Linked DNA regions of Homo sapiens: region 1 is linked to region 2. Evidence: chromatin contacts called from ENCODE Hi-C data. All regions are on one chromosome and are shown on one strand. The core of a region is the stretch at or near the end of the contact, and the rest is flanking DNA. Distances in the headings are between cores, read along the strand shown.

Region 1 (2,700 bases), core at 173-2,672, 3.2 Mb before region 2:
TCATCAAGCCTAGATTTGAAACCAGGATATAAAGAGCTGGAGTTACAGGCACCTACCACCATGCTCGGCTAATCTTTGTATTTTTAGTAGAGACGGGGTTTTACCTTGTTGCCCAGGCTGGTCTCAAACTCCCGGCCTCAGGTGATCCACCCACCTCGGCCTCCCGAAGTGCTGGGATTACAGGCGTGAGCCACCACACTCGGCCAGCGTTTTCCCTTAGACTCGAAATTTCGCTCCTATCGTCCCATCCTTGTAGTAAGAAAGTACTCTTTCTAAGGTTTAATAACAAATTTTACTCTTGGCAATTACAAGGAAATCGACTATATTAAAATAGCTAACGAGAGGAAATTACTGAAGCTACAAAGTCAAAGTCTCATAATCAAAGTTATCCTTGACAACTGACAAGAGTTGTTAGATCTTCTATTGGTCTTTCTGCTAATTCAACCCTAGTCTTAAAACAAAAATAGCCTCCTATTGCCTAATCCCTTGTACACACAAAACCACTGCACTTCGGTATTTCTAATACGAGAAAGTTTCTATATATCCAACCTTTCCTATCTTTGAGGGGCAGGCATGGTTAACGTGGTTCTCAGTAAGATATTCATTTACAACCAAGAGAAAATCCCAGGCTATCATCTCACATTCTTGTTTTACTTTAAAAACCTTTCTAACGTCATTTATTCTCTGACAACCTCAAAATTACTTTCTACAAAGCAAACTCTAGAAATCTAAAAATGCGAAGTGCGTGCTTGTGAGAAGGTACTAAGGAAATTCTTCCTTTAAACGTCAAATGTGAATTCTAACTTCTAATGAGTAAGACCCTCGAGATTTACAGCGGTGGTCTGGTGGAAAGAAAACCCTTGGCACTAGTAGCTCACAAAACCCCAGCCCATGGTTGAGGCGGAAGCGGCCAGATGCTCCCGGGCTTTCGACAAGCCGCCCTGGAAAGCAGGCCCGTCATCTTCAGCGGAAAGCTCTCTCACGTCTGGGCCCGCAAGCCCGGAGGGTTCGTCATAAACACACAAGGCAAGGATAGAAGCGAGGCCGAGGGGCTGGTCACGCAACTGTCAAACGAAGCCCACCCACCGACTGACAAGGCCCCAAGGGGACAAGCGATCCCCGCGCGGGATACTCACCCGTTACCTCAGGATCGCGACTACAACTCCCAGGAGGCTGCGCGAGCGACGGACCAACGCCCTTCCCAGAATGCAGCACAGCTGCATCCCTACCCCGCCCTCTCCTTTCTCCGCTCCTCCTGCTTTTCTACCCGTCGTCACCCGGGAGAGCCGGAGGTAGGGTTCGGGAGGAGGATCCCGAAGGCTCGGCGTGTCGCGTCAGACGCCGGGAGGGGGACGGGGCGGGGAGTAGTGGGGGAGAATGGGAGGACGAAGGGGAGGGGAAAGGACAGGGGAGGGGAGGGTAAATAGTGGGCCAGGCAGGAAGATGGCGGCGGTAGCGGAGGTGTGAGTGGACGCGGGACTCAGCGGCCGGATTTTCTCTTCCCTTCTTTTCCCTTTTCCTTCCCTATTTGAAATTGGCATCGAGGGGGCTAAGTTCGGGTGGCAGCGCCGGGCGCAACGCAGGGGTCACGGCGACGGCGGCGGCGGCTGACGGCTGGAAGGGTAGGCTTCCTTCACCGCTCGTCCTCCTTCCTCGCTCCGCTCGGTGTCAGGCGCGGCGGCGGCGCGGCGGGCGGACTTCGTCCCTCCTCCTGCTCCCCCCCACACCGGAGCGGGCACTCTTCGCTTCGCCATCCCCCGACCCTTCACCCCGAGGACTGGGCGCCTCCTCCGGCGCAGCTGAGGGAGCGGGGGCCGGTCTCCTGCTCGGTTGTCGAGCCTCCATGTCGGATAATCAGAGCTGGAACTCGTCGGGCTCGGAGGAGGATCCAGAGACGGAGTCTGGGCCGCCTGTGGAGCGCTGCGGGGTCCTCAGTAAGGTGAGCAACCCCTGGTGCCAAGGGACCCCTGGCCAGACTCACCTGCAGCGAGGCAATCCGCTGAGGCGGTGGGGTGGGGCTGGCGGGAGGCGCGGAACGTGCCGGGGTGCGAGGCTGAGTGTTGCTGCAGCGACTAGGGATGAGGCGGGGATATAGGGGCACTGTCCTTGTTGCCCGGGGGCTCGTCGGGGGCAGCCGAGGACCAGGGAAAGGGTGTATAAACCTGAGATCCAGTTTGGGAGGCCAGATGCGCGCCGTGACTTGGGACTTAGGGCGGCAGCTGTCCCGGGTGTAAGGAATCCGGGTTGGGCTTCAGCGGTGTCCGAACGACTGGGCATGGGAGCGGTTCAAGTCGGACCTCTTAAAAGAGGTTGGTCTCTCTGAGGATGCCAAGCCGAGTAGGTTGGGGGGCACTGCGGACGCAACTCTTTCGACAGAAGCTGGAGCGACTCAGCTTGGTGTTGAAATTTGAGGTGTTGAATTCTGCTAGGTTAGATGTAGTGAGACAGATGAATGTGGAGGACTTTCTCCCTCACCCTGTACCTTAGTTCAGAATAGAGATATTGAATCGGCACATGATGGGTACAGGAAATATTCATAGTAACTTGGAACATGTGAGAATGGAGACTGATCTTTAGTCCAGGAAGAGCATTACTTAATAATAAAATATTTTTGCGGTAAGGGGTCGAGGGTAAGGAAAAGATGTTTTATCTTTTATATATTTTTTAAAATCCCTGTATCAAAATTTTAGCAAAGCAGTC
Region 2 (2,700 bases), core at 201-2,700:
AAAACTAATAACATTTAAATGCAAAACAGGCATATTTAGTTTTGGTTTATCCAGGGAGAAGCACAGTGTAGTGGAAAAAGCTGCAGCATGACCACTGGAACTCCCAGTTTTGTCCTCTGTGAAATGAGGGGGTTAAGGCCTCTCAGATGTGGACTCAAAATACATTTGAGATACATGGAAATCATTGATCACAGCTTAGTAGATTTGGGAAACATCATCCTTTCTTTAGGATCCTTGGCTGTGCATGAGATAAAACGGACCAAGCGTGGCCGAAGAATCACGCACTAACAGAGTTCTGTGAGCTGCAGTAACAAGGTAACAATAAAAGTTGCTATTTATTTACAGAAAGGCAGTCCAGTGAAGTGGTTAGGAGCAGGTTTCTATTGTTGGGTGTGTTCAAATCCCACCTCTAACAGTTCCCTCTGACTTTGGGCAAATTACTTAACCTTGTTCCTCCTCTGTAAATGGAGAAAAGAATGGTACTTCTCTTGCTGGGTGTTGTCTAGAGAAAAGGAATTAATGTATGTAAACTACATTAAAGTAATGCCTGACAAACATTTTTACTATCACTCACTAGCATCTTCAGATTTAACTCTCTTCATAGAGATGTTAGAGGATAGTTTTGAAAAATGAAGAAACGTGCCGTTAAGTCTTTTAGATTGTTAGCAGAACTGAGACTCCATAAGACCTCTGCTTCCAAACTCTGCAGAAAAGAAAAAGGCCGGGCGCGGTGGCTCACTCCTATAATCCCAGCACTTTGGGAGGCCGAGGCGGGTGGACCACGAGGTCAGGAGTTCGAAACCAGCCTGGCCAACATAGTGAAACCCGTCTCTACTAAAAATACAAAAAATTACCCGGGCGTGGTGGCGCACGCCTGTAGTCCCAACTACTCGGAAAGCTGAGGCAGGAGAATCGCTTGAACCCGGGAGGCGGAGGCTGCAGTGAGCCGAGATCGCGCCACCGCACTCCAGCTTGGGCGACAGAGCAAGACTTCGTCTCAAAAATAAATAAATAAATAAATAAAAGTCACCCAAGGCGGGAGGGATGTTCCTGAAGACGAACGTCGCCCCATCTGAGGGAGCACTACAGCCCCAAGGTCAATACCCCAGCAGTCCTTCGATTTGCAGGCACTGGGGGTATCCACGACCCCCAGTGGTCACCACTGCACCCACGTGCAACTAGAGGGCGAGGGTGCGCTCCAGGCCAGTGAGTGACTTAGGAGCTGTGGCTGCTCCACAGAGATGCTAGCTGGGATCTAACACTCCCTTCTCTCCCATCCCTCCCCTCCTTCCCTAGGCTAAAGCCGCGGATACCTCCGAGAGGGCAGCGGCAGCTGACAGAGCCGGAGCCTCCCACCCCAGGATACACCAAAATCTGCAGCGCCTGCAGGAGAACTCGATTCGAGGGCCGAAATGCAGCAGCCATACTGTCTCGGACCATACCAACTACTGGAACCGGGGCGAGGAGGCGGAGCGTCGGTCCTGTCGTCGAGAGCGACAAAAGGGATTCGTCCAATTCTGGGCGCCCCGAGAGGTCGAGCTGTAACCCCGCCCCTTCCTCTGTCCGTAACCCGTTGGCTGTTCCTTTTGGTACGCTCCAAGATGGCTGCCTCCATAGTGCGGCGCGGGATGCTCCTGGCGCGGCAAGTGGTTCTTCCTCAGCTCTCTCCTGCAGGTTGGCCGGACAGCTTCATTAGGCCCCTGATTATTCTGTTTTTTGGGTGAAGGGAGCGGTGGGCTTTCAAGAGGAGAGGAAACGTTTCTGGAATCTGATTGCTAGGGACGCCATTTGGGGTGTTTGGTAGTGCAGAAGAAGGAGACAAGGTATCTGATCCATTTCCTTCCCTAAAATAACAGTATGTTCCTGTCCAAAGGTACGAAGAGCAGTGGAAGGTTATATAGCATGAGGGAATTTGCGTATGATTCGCCAGATTTATGTGTTGGGGTGGTCGTGCTTTTGCTGACCACGAAAAACCCAAATGTGCGCCGGGCGCGGTGGCCCACGCCTGTGGTCCCAGCACTTTGGGAACGCGAGGCGGGCGGATCGCCAGGAGTTCGAGACCAGCCTGGCCAACAGGGCGAAACCCCATCTCTACTAAAAAATACAAAGAAATTATCTGGGCCTGGTGGCGCGCGCCTGTAATCCCAGCTACTCGGGGGGCTGAGGCAGGATAATCGCTTGAACTCGGGAGGCGGAGGTTGCAGTGAGCAGAGATCGCGCCACTACACTCCAGCCTGGGCAACAGAGCGAGACCCTGTCTCAAAAAAAAAAAAAAAAAAAAAAAAGGAAAAACCTAAATGTGTCCATTCCTGGGGCTGGGACATTTTTCTCCCATCTGAGGTTTCTTTAGAGGGACGTCAGATAAACATTTTTCCCACCACCACACATTTAGCTGGACCCCTGGTCTTCGTGGAAGAATTTTTCAGTATTAATCTCATTTTATCTGATGACCTAGAGCACAACTTTTGATTGACCTTTCTTTGCTATAGTTTTCCACGTGTAGATAATAAATGCTATTAGTTACTTGTAAAATACTTTGATATCTGAACTAAATGGCAGCCCACTCAAAGCCTGCATAGTGGATCTGATAATGAAAACATTGGAAAAAAGTTTTAAAGTATTTATAGAAGCCAAATTTGCAGTGATTCTAACCACATAATCCAGACAGACATATTTGATAAAAATGCAATAATCACACTC

The links. A loop is a pair of places that touch in the nucleus more often than their neighbours do. Pooled maps may share reads with other maps.
Region 1: a map of CD4-positive, alpha-beta T cell shows a loop between it and region 2 (10-fold over the local background). The contact joins the promoter of CERT1 here to the promoter of PTCD2 in region 2. A Hi-C loop is called at or near these places in 2 of 168 maps with a recorded cell type or tissue (CD4-positive, alpha-beta T cell and naive thymus-derived CD4-positive, alpha-beta T cell) and 6 of 50 pooled maps.

Annotation. Positions count from the first base shown.
Region 1 is chr5:75,510,351-75,513,050 of GRCh38, reverse strand. CERT1 (ceramide transporter 1) reads left to right here and starts at 1,422. Exons shown (of 17, transcript NM_001379029.1): 1 at 1,422-1,939. The coding sequence starts at 1,844. POLK (DNA polymerase kappa) reads right to left here and starts at 1,160. Exons shown (of 15, transcript NM_016218.6): 1 at 1,137-1,160. RefSeq lists enhancers at 866-1,245, 1,996-2,065.
Region 2 is chr5:72,319,123-72,321,822 of GRCh38, reverse strand. PTCD2 (pentatricopeptide repeat domain 2) reads right to left here and starts at 1,450. Exons shown (of 10, transcript NM_024754.5): 1 at 1,314-1,450. The coding sequence starts at 1,440. MRPS27 (mitochondrial ribosomal protein S27) reads left to right here and starts at 1,583. Exons shown (of 11, transcript NM_015084.3): 1 at 1,583-1,674. The coding sequence starts at 1,602. RefSeq lists enhancers at 1,252-1,461, 1,522-1,851, 1,450-1,990, 1,991-2,532.